Regions from separate parts of the Mus musculus genome. Here region 2 is linked to region 1. Evidence: chromatin loops called from intact Hi-C (ENCODE). Cell type or tissue: left cerebral cortex. All regions are shown on one strand.

Evidence for each region. Peaks named below come from ENCODE experiments on the same cell type or tissue, not always from the same donor. Only the 100,000 strongest peaks of a DNase experiment are listed, where the experiment ranks them.
Region 2: it touches region 1 in a loop (2.3-fold over the local background); 2 of 42 quality-filtered maps call a loop at or near these places.

The regions. Positions count from the first base shown.
Region 1 is chr6:134,215,047-134,223,046 of GRCm38, forward strand. Etv6 (ets variant 6) reads left to right here. Exons shown (of 8, transcript NM_007961.4): 3 at 7,819-7,983. It overlaps Gm38908 (a long non-coding RNA gene), which reads right to left and starts at 7,823. Exons shown (of 3, transcript XR_869493.3): 1 at 6,929-7,823; 2 at 5,154-5,364; 3 at 1-4,675. In left cerebral cortex, no CTCF peak of the experiment used is centred here; DNase peaks (open chromatin) are centred at 1,183, 3,689, 4,499 and 5,493; H3K27ac peaks cover 1,696 bases.
Region 2 is chr6:134,316,185-134,324,184 of GRCm38, forward strand. It overlaps 4933406J09Rik (RIKEN cDNA 4933406J09 gene), which reads right to left. Exons shown (of 9, transcript NR_153848.1): 4 at 3,604-3,753; 5 at 2,999-3,132; 6 at 1,977-2,074; 7 at 44-146. Among named protein-coding and RNA genes, the nearest start is that of Gm17089, 71 kb to the left of the region's middle. In left cerebral cortex, a CTCF peak has its summit at 4,460; DNase peaks (open chromatin) are centred at 1,417, 4,404 and 7,264.

The DNA.
Region 1 (8,000 bases):
TATGTAAACACCGCTGAGAAGTGTCACATACACACACACACACACACACACACACACCATTACATGTATGTACATTTTACTCTTAGCACATGTACCGGATAGTTGGAAGTTTTATCTTTCCAAAGGTAGAAGAGACCGAGGGAGGCTCTGTCCTTTGATGCAAGTCTGACAGAAATTGGCTGGCAAAGTAGAAGTGATGGGGACTTCTGCTGGGGATGGAAGCATGAACTTAGAATCACGGATATAAGACAAACTAGAGGTATTTTCTTGATGTAACTAGAAACTTTTAAACTTCAGAGAGAAACTCCCTAGAACCCCCTGAATCAAAATGCTACAACACAGCTCAGGAAAACTGGAGTGCACTCAAAACTGAGACTCTGACTTAGTAGTTGCACATGGCTAACAGATGCTAAAAGGATGGGAAAACAAAACCCAAATCATCAGATACAGCTGTAGAGGGAATGGTCCCTACTGAGCGCAACTTTTCTTTTTTATTTTCTTTCTTTTCTTTCCTTTCCTTTTCTCTTTTTGTATCGAATAAAGCTCAGGCTAGCCATGAACTTCTCATTCTTCTGTCTTCACCTCCTGCATACTAGGATCCAGGACTGAACCACCTCAACCAGCTTCTAAACTTCTACAGAACATTACATCTTATGTAGATGTAATAACGCCACTGGAGCATGCTGGTGCACGCCTGTAATCCTAGCTGCTCGGGAGGCTGTAGCAGGAAGATTTGGAGTTCAAAACCAGCCTGAGCAATTTAGTAGGACTGTGCCCTATTCAGAGAATAATACTTAATACAAAAAGTAAAAGAGACAGTAAATGTCACCTATAATTCTACTACTAAGTGACAGTTGCTATTAATATTTCTATAAAACATCTGTGCATTATTTGAGAGTCTGTGAGTATATACACTATTCTAGTTTTCCGTATGAATGTGTATTCTTTCTGAATACTGTTATCAATTGCATCACTTTATCACAAATGTTGTCAGTAAATGACTGCTCTCTTTTTAATGTTCTGTTTTCTACTATTAAAAATAACACTTGATATTAAAAAAACTAACATCTTTGTGCATGAATTTTTCTGCATTCATAGCCATTTCTCTAAGGTAGATTCTCAGAAGTTGACATTCATCAAGCTCTTAAAATATCACCGAGTTGTGTGCCAGCATGGTATGCCAGCTTCTCCTCCGCAATCTTGTATAGGTCTAATGAGCTCCGACTTTTAAAAAGCCGTGTAGTGGGTAATAAAACAAGTCTCTGAAAAGAAAAACAATCAAGAAGAAATGACATAGGTATAAAATATTAAGACAAGGTGAGCGGCAGGTAACTTCAGACAGCAATGGACAAAGTTGGGGACTTTGGGAAAAACCTGTTACTGGCCTGCTACGACTTACATGGTAACAGCAACACAGGCAAAGAGAAAACAGTACTATTGACCCCTGACCCTTCCCTCTCATCCATCCAGGGGGATGACCATCATTCAGAGCATTCAAGATGGGTAGGCTCGTTGGGAGAGCAAAGCAGAGTTCTATGCAGAGCAGACTCATGTCAAGCCAGAGAACTCTACAGAAAGATCAGTTATCCCAACAGTTTTCCTTGAAGCAGTGGGAAGAGGAAGAGACACAAGCCGAGCTGATCTGACATGAGGAGTAGATGGGGAGGAAAAGTGTGTACACAAACCAAAACAGTGAGGCTGGTTGGGACCCTGAGTACCGTTCAGGACAGACTGTCAGACCTGTGTGAACACTCAGGAGCAAGTTATCCCCATGGGGCCAGACACCAGTCCTCAGTAAAGTTGCTGAAAGTTTTATACTCGCTATATTTCTGAGCTTTGGAAAAGCATTCCATCTTATTGATGAGTGTGTAGATGGGTTAATAGCTAAGAAATTAATTGGAGGGGGCCTAGTGTGTCACCAGATGCTAGCTTCTCAGGCCTCACCTGGTTGGCGCTTTCACTGACCCATGGGATGATGGATGCCCATCAAAGCTTTGTAATAGGGATGATAGTAGAAAGAGATCCTTATCTGGGTGGCGTGCAGCACGCAAGAGTGATGAAATTGACATTCTTACAGTGGGATTATTCCTAATACCAGGTTTCTATGTGCAAGCAAAGGTGTCACCATTAATGTCAGCATAGAACACAGGGGCGAGTTCTTAGGAAATGCTTTCTCAGTACCAAGCATTGGTTTTTCATGTTGCTAAAAAAGTTATAAACATGCCATATGTGACTCTGGTGCTTTGCAGCTGGAAAATTTTCCATGTTTTTCAGTCAGGCCAAATAGAGACAGAGAGGCTAAGTAACTTGCACAAGGTCACACAGGTAGAAAATACAAGTTCCACACTGGTGCTGAGAGCTACAACATCACCATGCAAGTTTTATTAAATTGTTAATGTACCTTTCTCTTCTACCAAAGTACGAAACGGTCGCATAGAGAGAGGCAGGTGTGTATAATAATTGTGAGCTTTGGTTGTATCAGATCAGACCACTTGGTTCCATTTTCTGACTATGTGACTTTATCCAGTCACTGAACTTCTCTGTGCTGCACTGCTCATTATTGTCTTAGGGGGTTAAGAGAATTATGGGGATGGCATATATACAGCGTCTCCTGACCTGCAGTAAGTGCTTGTGTTTGCTGCTATTATTAATCTATTTGAGAATTAGTATTGCAGATGTGGAATCCCTAAGTGGATGAAGGAGCCAACAGCACAAGCATTACCTCTTCCAGTTCTGTGGGCCGGAATGATCTCACCTGTTAGAGCAAGAGCCATAGTCATCATTGTGATTTGGTTTGATTTAAGTGTTCACTGCCTGTCCGCCTCATTGCCCTGGCAGGGGAAAACTTGAGTCATGCTCCTGTGTTGTCAGATAGTACAGATAGTACGGGACAGAGATGCGGAGAGATCTGCAAACTGTAGATACGGGCTGCTTGTTTTAAGGCAGGATAGCCAAGCAATCAAGGAACTAGTCACTAGACATGACTGGGTCAAGGGTCATAAAGTTGCTGTCATTGAGTCAGGAGATGAGGTCACATGGATCTCTGGTGTAGGTTGACCAGGCGTGGTATGGCTTAGCTTTTCCAGGCCTTGGTTTCCTAATAAGTTATGGGGACCAGGGTTGAATCAGAGCATTGCTGTGGCGTCTGCCTCTCACATTCTGGACTCTGCCTTCCAGTGCATGGGGTCCAGAGCAAGTTCTTGTAAATATGAAGAGTTTAACATGGAAGGATATTTTCACCAATGGCTAAAGTGTTGAGAAGCCTTGAGTTGGGAGTTAGGGTTTGGCTCAGTAATAGAACACTTGAATTTGTATGAGTTCCAGTGCAAACACCACACACACACACACACACACACACACACACACACACGCACAAATTAAAGGAACTTGAGCATAATAATGCTCAAACAATGTCTACCAACTCAGATCATTCAATTTCAATTAAACTGAAATGAGAACCCAGCCAACTGCAGGGCTCCTGTGAGTTAGGAGACACACAAAAAGCAGTTAAGGGCTTTTTTAAAGGGGCAAGCTGTTAGGTTTAGCATTGCCATGGCTGGCTGACAACTTTGCAAAGAATTAGAACATAACACTAATCTCCCTTCCATGACTCAGAAGAGCCTTCGAAAAGCTACAGAATCTTAAGATCTTGATCACGAGTGTGGAGTAGTTTTATAGCAAAAGAAATAGCATCCTGGCTGTCTGTATTGTTTGGTAGTTGAGGTTCAAATTCAGTAGTGCGTGCTGGCTATGTTAAGCCATGCAGGAACTTGTTGATCACATACTCTTCAGCCCCATATTTTACAGATGGAGCCATTGAGCAACAGAGAAATGAAGTGGGTTGCCTAGAATCCCACGCTCATTAGCAGCTTATGTAGGAAGGAAATCCCGGCCCCTGACTCCTGGTCAGCTTTCTCATTAGTTTATGCATAACTCAGAAAGTTGGGCATGAGGTTAGGATGACCTGATGAATGTGGTGGCCAATTTGAACGTGGAATTGAAGAAATTATGAGAATTTAAGAGTCTGGATGTATCACTGAAGGTTATGTGTGAGCCCATGAACTTGATCTCGCCTCTGAGGAAAGAAGGGAGTGGGGGTCTTAGTGATTTTCTCATTCATAGCAATTCAGTTCCTCCATACAAAATTCTCACCGTGATGAACGCTGGTCATAGTTAAATGGTTCTCATGACACATTGGCACACAGAGGCTAATAATATCATAAGGAGCTCTCTCTGTCTCCCTCCCATCTCCCCCTCTCTCCCTTCCTCTCTTCCCATCCTTCTCTTCTTCCTAATCATTAACATATATATTCTTTCTTTGTTGAGTCAAATTGCCAGAACTGACAACGAAACAAATCCTACACATCCCTCCCCTCTCAGCAGCCTTGGACCCACCCACAGCTGGGAGTTGGGCAGAGAGTCAAGAGCAAGTGTCGCTGAGCAGCCTGTGAAAGCAGCGCTTTCTTCCCAGACACATGCAAAGTATCGTTCCACCTGCCCCTCCCTCCTCTTCCTAGCCATAAATCTGTCTCCCTGAGATCTGCAGATTTTTTTTCCTATCTTCAATCTGCTGATAACTTGCCTGGGCCAAGGATCTCAGTGTTGGGTGGGAAGGAGTTGGTTTCCTCCGTCTTTTTGAAAGCCAGTCTTAATTCTGAGTGTGGATGGAAAGTGCCTGGGTAAGAAAACAGAATCTGGCATCGGATTGCCTGGATTCAGATCTCAGCTCTACTTGTTGCTCTCACCGTACAAGTGTGGGGTACTTCCCTGGGACGCATCAGGTCTCCTCCATCTTCTAACGTGCACTTCCATCTCAAATGTTATACGAGCATGCAGTTAAATGAACTGATGCTTCTGAAATGCTCTGAACAGCACTAAGTGCAGAGAAGTGCTTCATAAATGACTGTTTAGTCAATTAAATTATCTCCATCACCTCAGCGTTACCTCCAGGTACCTGCTCTGTTCCATTCCTCAACATAGGGGCTTTAGGGCCCTTGAAGGAAGTAGGCTCTTTTTTTCTCAGTTAGAATTCCAAAGCATATGCTATGTCCCAGCCCTTTTACACCGTTGAATTAAAAAAGAAATAGCTGAGGGATTTGACATGCAGCACCCGCAATGTAGCCAGCCTCTCTCTGGCTCAGTGAGCTGCCCACCTTCTCCATAGGCTAATGGAAGTGCAGTCAAGCTGATCGATTTACTGAGTGTCCTGGAGCAGGTAGCTTGCAGCGTCAGGGTCACTGTTGGTTAGCTGCCAAGTGCTCTCTGTAACCTGCCGCCCAGCTGTACACGTGCCGGGAGCCTCCTTGTGGGCTCCTGGTAAGGGGGTTTCCACGGTGCTGTGGCCTTGGTTGCTTCAAGGCTGAGCTGTGGGAGAGATTAATGGGAAGTGAGAAGAGAAACTGTTATTCTTACCCAGCAGTGTTGTTGGGAGTGTGTGACTCTTCTTGTATTTAGGGAAAAGATTACTCATGACGGTTTTCTTCCATCGAACATAAAGAACCTCAAATTACTGTTTGTGTCCCCCGCCCCCTTGTCACCCACCTCTCTGCTTTAGTTTGTCCTCGGTAGAAACGTCAGCATTTAACTTTCTAACTTTCGTTTCCCCTCTTAGGCAGGCTTCAGTTCTGTATTTACTTTGACACCTCAGCAAGCTGGCCCCATCCACTTACTTCCCTGCGTTACCCAGAAGCTCTCTGCTCAAGCCCTCTGGCCACTAGGTGCTTTCCTGTGGCCAGCCGGATTGGAACCTCTACCCATCCTTGATAGAATCATCCTCCCACTTACCCAGTAACATCTTAAATCACAATTTGGTATGCTGTTCTTGTCCAAGTGGACACTGTTGAGAGTAGGAAATAGCCGAAGGTCTTCCCAGGATAGCCTGCCACCATTCACACTCCACTAGGAACAGGCAGGCACTTTCTGTGTCCATAAACCATTTTGAATGGGCATTGCCAGTAACAACCCAAACATAGAACCTCAAATCCTTTAGTGGTCCAGTTCCCTTCTAAAGGTTATAAAGTGGTCACATACTACAGTCACTTGTTTGATTATGTATGAAAAAGACATTGCCATTAGATGTAAAACAGGAAAACACACTCAAATGCTTAGGGTTTGAATTGGCTTGGTTGGTTTTGGTTTCATGGAAGTGAGGTTGAACTTGGGACCTCACGTATGCTACCACTGAGCAATATCATCAGGCCTCATTTGACTTGAGATGGCATCTCACTAGGTTGCCAGGCTGGCCTGGAACTCACTACGTAGCCCAGGAGGCCCATGCATTACCTTGCATTATTGTCGAAGTAGCTGTGTTATCTACCTGGCCCAGCCAATTAACTGGCTGTGAGGAATCTTCCTTGGACTTAGAAGAAACTGACTTCGGCTCTTCAAAACCGTTTTCTGCACTAGAGCCTGTTAGAAGGCTCTGCAATCATGTTCACAGCCTGGCGTGGTCTCCCTGGGATCTGAGCCAATCGTTTCCCCCCTCTCAGCAGCCTATCCTGGTGATCATATAGTTCAAAAAGCAGTTTCTTCCAGAATTGAGCTGAAGAGCACATTTGAAAGACATGTACCACATATCCTCCAAAGTTCAAGTAGTTCACCTGCAGAGACTGAAGCCCCAGTGTGCAAACACTGGTCTCACGGAGCTCTCTCTCTGAACTCTTGATTCTGTGACTTCCGAGGATAAAACCTGACAGACTCCCTGTCAGGATTCAAGTTGTAAATAATCATCAAAGACTGCCCTCCTCCCAAAGAGCTTTTGCTCATAGCTACGTGCAACAACTTATAACAATACTGAGCATACTATAAAGGACTTTTAAAAGTATTTGCTAACTTATTGACAAACCAGCCAAGCATATATTAATATATTATCTAAAGTATATTTTTCAAAAGACATGTGCAAACAACAGTTCTATATGCTTCTACAAACCTCTTCAATATCCAGGTTAATAGAAGATGCCTGGATTCACATCTCTGTTTCTGTATTCCGAGTGTTGTGATAGCACAGGTCTGTAACTTCTAGAACATTCTGTATGTGCTCATGAAAGAATAAGAGTAAAAGAAAAAAATGTTACTATTGTTATCAAAGAGTCTTTGCTGTAGATAACATGCAAAGGTCTTGGGAACTCTCTGGGTCCCATGATCACACTTTGAGAACAATTGTCCTAATCACTTGAAGGATGTATCAGAATTGCCCACAGCACCAAAGTTAAATAAACATACAGACGACCTGCCTCTTAGAGTCCCAGCCTGAGCCACTGTGTGGCCCACTTTGAGTCCATCTGCAAGACAGATAGGAAGGAAAGGACTTTGTGTGTTACCCTGGCCTTGCCTTTGCCAGAGGCTAGCCTGCCACTTCCCAGAGGCTGAGTAAATGTCTCTTCCTGGAAAAAGTTTCAAGACCTTCATCATTTGGCAGCTCTGGGGAGGGACAAGGTCAGCTCTGGAACACTCCCATTTCAAAGCTCTGAGTCTCCAGCTAAATGCATTGAGACTTGTCATGCTTCCAGGCCTCCTTGCATACCACCCCACCCCCCACCCCCCAGGGCCACTTTTGAGCCAACCTGAAAGTAATACAGCCTCAGACCTATCGTCCCCTGAAACACATGGAAAGGGGGTTCCCCTCACTTTACCTCTAAGTAAAAAGTTCATGTGACTCCACACTTAAGTACTTACAAACCTGGCCGGGCCTTGGGACTCAACCCAAGCGCTCTTGAGACAGAGAGACTCCGTTCTGTTAATTATTCTGCGACCTTTCCCCCTTTGTTCCAACTGTGCAGCTGACAAGATCTTTTCTCTCTGTCCTGTGTTGTCCAACAGGTTTGCAGCCGATTTACTGGAGCAGAGATGACGTAGCCCAGTGGCTCAAGTGGGCAGAAAATGAGTTTTCTTTAAGGCCCATTGAGAGCAACAAGTTCGAAATGAATGGCAAGGCCCTCCTGCTGCTGACCAAAGAGGATTTCCGCTACCGATCTCCTCATTCAGGTAAAAGAGTCTGGTTC
Region 2 (8,000 bases), 100 kb after region 1:
CAAACCTCAAAGGAAAGAAGGCAGGTGGCTCACCAAAACTTACCAGTCAATGGGGCAGCAGCCAGTGGGTCTAACCTTACCACCAAGGCAGTTCTCTCCATCTCGACAGGTCTCCTTCCAGGTTTGATCAAGGGACCAAGATGGCACTGTGTGGTGGGGGAGACACAGAAAGCAAGAAGCGCATCAAAAGGACAGTTCAGAATTGTTCTGGTCTCCATTCAAAACCCAGGTCTGCTCTTAACAGCTTTGAGATATGAGTCCATTTAGCTAATGTGTCTCTGTTTATTTATCTGGAAAATGGGATTGAAGATGATATGGTACCTAAAAACTGGGTGGGCATACACCCAGGACCAGGATGTCCATTAATACTCTGATAAATTTCCTTGCAAATCACTGAGTCCTCTTCAAGTGTGGAGAACATGGCTTTAGTCTGTTCCTTTAATTATGGCCATGGATTTGCTCTGACCACAGAATCCCCAGAGCAGAACACTCGGCTGTCATCCCCAGACCTGTGTGACCCATCTCTTCCTGGAATATGTTCAGTAGTAGCACTTTCTTCCACTCAAGAGGCCCTGACCACTTCTGACAACTGGGGTCTTATTCAGGCCCTTCTGGCATGGGAGCGACTCCTGGTCCACCTTCTGCCATTGGACTTAGTACCAGATTTTTTAACCTTTCATTGCAGGGTCTCATTTTCATGGTGATATACTAGGGATCTTTTAACCTGTAAAATAAATATGCAATGATTTTCTGATAAATTAAATTATTAGGTGGGTGGAATTTAAATACTGTATTGTATATTTAGTGTTTAAAAAACACTTTCTAGAAGCTGAAGAAATGGCTTAACGCATTGACCGCTCTTCCAGAGATCTGGGTTCAATTCCTAGGAGCCACAGGCAGCTCACATGTGTAGCTCCAGCTCTTGGGATCCAACACCCTCTTCTGACCTCTGAGAGTGCTGTATACACGTGTGCACAGACATAGAATCAGGAAAACACCCACAATATAACACAAAAGGGAATAAATCTCAAAATTAGAAAACCTTTCTAATTTAAAATATTTTTATTAAAACAAAGAAGCATGTGTGAATGTGTGATAAAAAGTTCAAATGCTTTCTCTGTCAGACTGCGCCTCAAGTTTTGCTTCAGGCAGCCACTGCCAGCTCGCCCTCGGAACTCCCGAGTCTCTGCCCGTTTGCCCTTGAAATGATGAAAGAAGTCTGAGAACTGCTCCTCTACGGAACACCTTTCCCACAGGACAGCCTGTCAAGTATCATGAGAATCTTACTGTTGGAAAGAGATGCTGAAGTTTGTCTAAATCGATCTCACTCCTGCAGCTCTTCCAACAGATGGCCACCCAGCCTCTGCTGGATCCGGCTCAGAACGGAGAAGAGAGCACATGGCCGTCGTTGCCGTTCCGTCCCCGGCCAAGTCTAATTGTAAGAATGTTCTTTTCTTAAGCCTGGCAGTGTGAACGTGGGCCGGGGAGTGAGGCAGACTTCAGCTGGACTCTTGGATTTATCATGAAACCTTGCTCCGGGGGTTTGGTTGGTTGGATGCTTGCTTCTGTTTGGTTCCATAATAACTCAGCTCTCTTGGTAGCACGGAAAGACTCCACCGTGGCACAGCTGGACCTCAGTGACTTCACTGTAAAATGAGCCCAGCGGTGTTTAGAGGTGTCACGGGAATTATGGGAAGACAAAGAGCGAAAAGCCCCCAGCATTCCACCCGACGTGATCCAGCAAACCTTCACCACTGCCATCTTTGTCTCCCTACATAGCTTCAGTGAACTAAAGTGGTAGAATGTGTGAAGCCGCTGCTCCATGCAGACACCAGGTGCTTCATCAGTCCTCCTCCACTGCATCCAAAGGTCGTTTCTTCTGACTTAAATAACTCATTCCTTCCTCAACCCAGTAACATTGAGACTCTTAACACAGTATCGCCCCCTCCCCCAAAGCACTGCCGAAGGACTCTTACAGTCAGGTGCAGCAACAAGTACTTGTGATCCCAGCACTCAGAAGGTGCAGGCAAGGAGATGGTGATATCAGAGCCAGGCTGGGATGCACAGCTAGATCCTAAGTAAAACGAAAATAAGTAAATGATTAAGGGTGAATTTGAGAAATGTTAGAAGATAGAAAGTGTGTTAAAGAAAATAATGTGAGCAGGGTAGGGGGATAGAAGGGACGACAATTGGTACGTAGGGTGCAAACTAAAACACAAGAATCGAGGGGAATGAGATGAGTTAGAACTATAGATGGTATGTGTGTGTGTGTGTGTGTGAGAGAGAGAGAGAGAGAGAGAGAGAGAGAGAGAGAGAGAATGCCATAATGAAACCCATTAGTTGAGAACTCAAAAGTAGTCTTGTGAGAAGGAATTAGAGGTGTTCTCTGTAGCTCTGTTCAGCAGAGTAGCATTTTTCAGGTTTTTCCATCTCCAGTATGGATACTGACTTTAAATATATATAATTTTGTAATTAGAGGACAAGAGTTGAGGAACTCACATTCAGGGGAACTGGGCTTGGGGTTGGGGAGACGTCTCAATCATTAAAGTGCTCTTCATACCCATGTAGCAAACCAAGTACCTCACAACCCATGTGATAGCACCCACCTACACTCTCCACCCTGGGAAGCAAGCACAGGAGAATTCCTTGGGTTTTCCAACCAGTCTGTCTAGAGGAATCTGTCCAGGTTCAGAGAGAAACCCTGTCTCAAAATGTTACAAAGACAGAAACTGATGAAAACAGCCACTGTCAGCCCCTGACCTTCTGCACACGTGTCTAATGACGGCGGTGAATGTATGCTGGATCCTGCAACATGTTCCTCATGTACTTTCACATGTATGCATATGAACATACACACACACACACACACACACACACACACACACACACACACCCCGGGGTGGGAGATGGGTGTACACAGAGAGACAGACACAGAACTGGGCTTTCTTATAACATTTTACTGGACAGCATGATTTGACCAAAATGAGGACATTCTCACCTCCTTAGAGCGCTGACAGACAGGCAGATTTATAATGCAGCACTGTCCACAAGGCAGCCACAGAACTGGAAGGATGGACTGACGGGAGATCTAGCCACAGTAGCCCAAGTTGACTCACTTTCTTACTCTGAGGTCTGGCAGAAAACAATGTCAGCCCATGGAACTTCACCGACTAGAGATCAGGGGTCACAAGGACAATCCCAAGGACTCCCGTGTTTTCATCATGCTTCCCTCCCCCAAAACACAGCCCGTTGAGTGTATTAGGTTCTCACTCATCCAACTAACTCTCCCTCCTCCTCCTCCTCCTCCTCCTCCTCCTCCTCCTCCTCCTCCTCCTCCTCTTCTTATAAAGAGAACCAACCAAGGAATTTGGATTGAACTGTCTCCATGCACTGATATGCTGAAGTTCCAAAACCAAACCATGTTTGGAGACAATGCCTTTGTGGAGACAATTAACAGCAAATGAGGTCAGAATGGTGGGACCTAAACTGCTAAGATCAGCTCCTTATATGAGGAAGAAGAGACAACATGCCACAAAGGAAAGGCCATTGACCCTGATCTTGGTTTTCAGGCAACCCTCTGTAAAACAAGACAGGATCCCTCACCATGATGAGTCCATTGACAACTTGACGTAGTCTTCAGAGCTGTGAGAAATAAAACCTCCAAACTGTAAGCAACCCAATGTGATGTCATTGTGTTAGCTCATGAGAGTCGCTCCTCTCAACACTATGATAAAAATCCATGACAGGAACAACCTGAAGGAGAAAGGAGTCATTTGGGCCCTCGGTGTCAGAAATGTCGGTCTATAATAGTGGAGAGAGCATGGCAGAGCACAGCGTTCACATCATGAAGGGTACAAAGCAGACAGTGGAGTGGGGGTGGGGGACAGGAAAGAGCCAGGGACAAGATTCTTTCAAATACCCAGTTCCTCTGGCAAGGCCACCTCCTAACATTTGTACAATTTCCCAAAATAGTACCATCAATGGGGACCAAGCATGCAAGCCACAAGCCCATAAGAGGCATTTTATAATCAAATTATGATATCTCACTGCTCATCCTGTGGCCATCTCATCCCAAATGCATTTAGCTAAGCTCTGAGAGTCCTCACATCTTAGTAATGCCAACGCTGTTCAAGTCTAACTCTGAAGTCTCTTTTGAGACTGGAGGCAATTCCTAACTGTGAGCCACTGAAAAACCAAAAGGAAAGCCACACCCTTTCAACAGCTAACGGTACAGCATGAGCAACTCTATTACAAAAGATAAGATCGGGATCATAAAAAAGATGGATGTGACCAAAGAGAGACCCAAACCAGGCATGGCGAACACAAATCCCATAGCTCCCTCTGCAGCATCCAAAGTATGCACTGGCATAATATGAACACCAAAGAGTTTTGGCAGGCCCCCTCTAGTGCTGACTGGAGCCCATATGGTCTCTCTCCTAAGCTGGCAAGTTTTGTTGTCTGAAGTTTGCAGAAATTGCATGTTCTGGTGTCATTAATGTCCTTGTGTTTCTACTGCAGCTAAGGCTTCACCCTCACAGCTTCAAGCGTTGCCCTCTGGTGGGCTGACCGAAGAGATCCTGACCTGGCCTCACAGATCTCCCTTTGAAGGCTAGGTAGAAGCCTCCATGGCTCTGCAGTGTATGTTTTTCAAGTCTTTCAGATCTACTTTTGGTTCCTGTAAATCTTGCTAAACATGTCCGCAAAACCAAGCCATATTCTAGTTGTTACAATGCCGTGAAACTTTCTCCAGAAAGCTAGTCTGTTAGTTCACCGTCTATGAAGTTTCATAGCACAGACAAAATGTAGCCAAATTCCTTGCCAAGATATGACACAACTGGCCAGTCATCTGGTTCTCAATGGGATCCTGATTCACACCTGAAACCCAGGAGCTGGGCCTTCCCTGTTTGGTGCTAGTCTGGTCTTCTTCAATTGTCATCCAGTAAGTTCTACTTACAACACTTTCAGCTTTTTGTTTCTGGCTTCACCAAAGTCTTCCCACCAAACAGTTCCAAAGGCTTAATAACCAGATTTAGAATGAGCAAATACTTTGATACCAATTTCTTATTTAATTACTTTTCTCATCATTGTGACCAAAAAGAAAAAAAAGTTCAATAGAAGATGTGCTGGCTAGTTTATGTCAATTTGACACAAGCTAGAGTCGCCAAAGAGAAGGGAGTCTTAGTTAAGAAAATCCTTCCATAAAATCTGGCTATAGGCAGACCTGGATGGCATTTTTTAAATTAATAATTATGGGGGAAGGCGCAGCCCTTTGAGGATGGTGCTCTTCCTCGGCTGTGATTTGGGGTTCTATTAGAACAAAGGCTGAGCAAGCCAGTAAGCAGCACCCCTCCATGACCTCTGCCTCAGTTTCTACCTCCAGGTTCCTGCCCTGTTCAAGTTCCTTCCCCCAACTTCCTTCAGTGATGATTAAAATTTTGAAGTGTAAGCCAAATAAACCCTTCCCTCTCCAAGTTGCTGCAGTTGTGGTGTTTCATGATAGCAACAGTAGCTAAGACAAAGGAGAAAGCCTGGCAGAGCACAGCAATTCTCAGGCCCTTGAAGCAGAGACAAGGGAATTCCAGCACCGTCAGGTTTCTCCTCTTTAATCTCTTTTCTCTATCTGAGCTCCCATCAAATGGAACGATGCTGCCTATGTTCAGCGTGTGCCTTCCTGCCTCAATTATCTCTCTGGAAATGCCTTCCTAGATACCTCAGAAGTGTCATCTGGGTGATTCTAAACCCAATCACATTAACAATAAGCTGGACCCTTGCAAACCAGCACTGTGTTCAAGGTTGAGAATGAATTGTCAGAAAACTTCTCTGAACCCAAACCCGCAGAGCCAGACAGACCTGGGATATGCCAGTTATGGAGCTGTATCCAAGGAAACTGTGTGGTCAGAGTTCCTGGTGCTAGGGAACAACCTGCTCTCACTGGTGCCACTTAGACCAAGAGGGGCTGAAGCTTGGAGACGTCAGCCCTTGGGAGTCTCACCCAACCACAGGATTTTTACAAACAATGGGAAAGGGAAAAGATGCTCTGGGGGATACCTGATGTTCACCCAACACAGGGACATTTATAACACTCTCTCCATTACTTCATGCTGACAACATTTTTAGATTTAAAGAGGACAGGCCACTTCCTTTGAGAGCAGGTGATAAGTGTTGTCTTAGTTAGGGTTTTACTTTGGTGAACAGACACCATGACCAAGGCAACTCTTACGAGGACAACATCTAATTGGGGCTGGCTTACAGGTTCAGAGGTTCAGTCCATTGTCATCAAGGCAGGAACATGGCAACATCTGGGCAGGCATGATGCAGGAGGAGCTGAGAGTTCTACATCTTCATCTGAAGGCTGCTAGGAGAATACTGTGGCTTCCAGGCAGCTAGGATGAGGGTCTTAAACCCACACCCACAGTGACACACCTACTCCAACAAGGCCACACCTCCTGGGCCGAGCATACACAAACCGTTACAGGTGGGGATAAATCCTTTCCCTTGAACCCCATCTGACTCTCCTCCATTCTGCTAGCCTGGCACTCAGTGGTGAGATCCTCTATCTATGCTTTCCAATTTCACAGGCCACCCTCAGCCTTCTCTCAGAGTAGTAAGAGTGCTGCTGTCTCTGTAGTCGGCCCTTCACACGCAAGAAATGAAGCATGCTTGCTGGGCAATGGTGCACATTTGTAAAGCCTAACACTTGGCTGTTGGAAGCAGGAAGACAAGGCTAACCAAGTCTGCACAGTGAATTCAAAGTCATCCTTGGCGAGATGAAACCATGCTCAGAAGAAGAAAAGGGAGGAGAAAAGGGAGGGAGAGGAGGAAAAGAGAAAGAGATCCACTTTCTTTTGTTCTTCCTCCCTCCCTCCCTCCCTCCCTCCCTCCCTCCCTCCCTCCCTCCCTCCCTCCCTCCCTCTCTCTCCCTCCCTCCCTTCCCTTGTTATTTCTCTCAGTCTTTTCCTCTTTCCTCCCTGCATGTCCTCTTCCCTCCCTCTGTAGTTTACCAAACCTTTGTTAAGCTGTTCCTCTCTTACAAATGACAACGGCATATAAGAAGGTAAATTCTAGGCCATGCTTTTTGTGGAGTTCACAACCAGAAAGAAAAACGATTTTAAACCAGAGCTGAGTTCAAAATTGAACCAGGCTATGAGAAAACCAGGCTTCACGAAAACAAAGAAACCTTCAAGTGTGCTTACAGGCTCCCCTGATGGGGCTGGAGTGAAATATTATAAGCAGAGACGACTGAGTTGGTGGCAGTATAGCAGCCCCATCCCTGCACTGGGAGCTCTGTGCAGGAAGAAGCTGAACCTCAGAAGTGGGTTCCTCTCTGTCACAGAAATACTCTGACATGGGAGTTTTTATTTTATTTTAAGTTTTTTGCCTTGAATCACTAAGCTAAAAAAAAAAAAAAGCCAGAAAACCCTATTTGTCTAAAAATAACTGAGTCCTTCCTTATATCAGGTTCTCCCAAACTCAGTTGGATGTCCCTGCCCACACAGATTCCCGTCCTTCTCACACTCGTGATGTGACTTCAGTAAGGAGGGCCCAGACAGGACCCTGATTAATTACAGTTTCCCAGGAGACTTGCATCCCCACTCTAGCTAAGTCCCCAGTATCCACCCATTAATGCTTATTGTTCTTTTTTGAAGGCTAGGCTTTCTTTCTTCCTTCCTTCCCTCCTTCCTTCCTTTAGTCCAGAAGGTTGAGACACATCTGGCCAGCAGAGGATGGCCTCTCGCAGAAGACTGCATTCTTCTCTGTGCTGTACCTGCATCTCTTGTTCTCCAAATGCAAAACAAACACAAACAAAATATAAACAAACAAACAGACTAACAAACAAACAACACACCATGGAGAGTAATCCAGAAAAACAGATGTTTTTTCAATTCTCCCCAAAGACATCTCCTCGGAATTAAAGATGACTGTTCAGTCTCTAAACTTAGCCTCCATCAAGGCTCCTTATCATAGAAGCCAGTACCTTGTTTAGACCTCTGTTCGCTCAC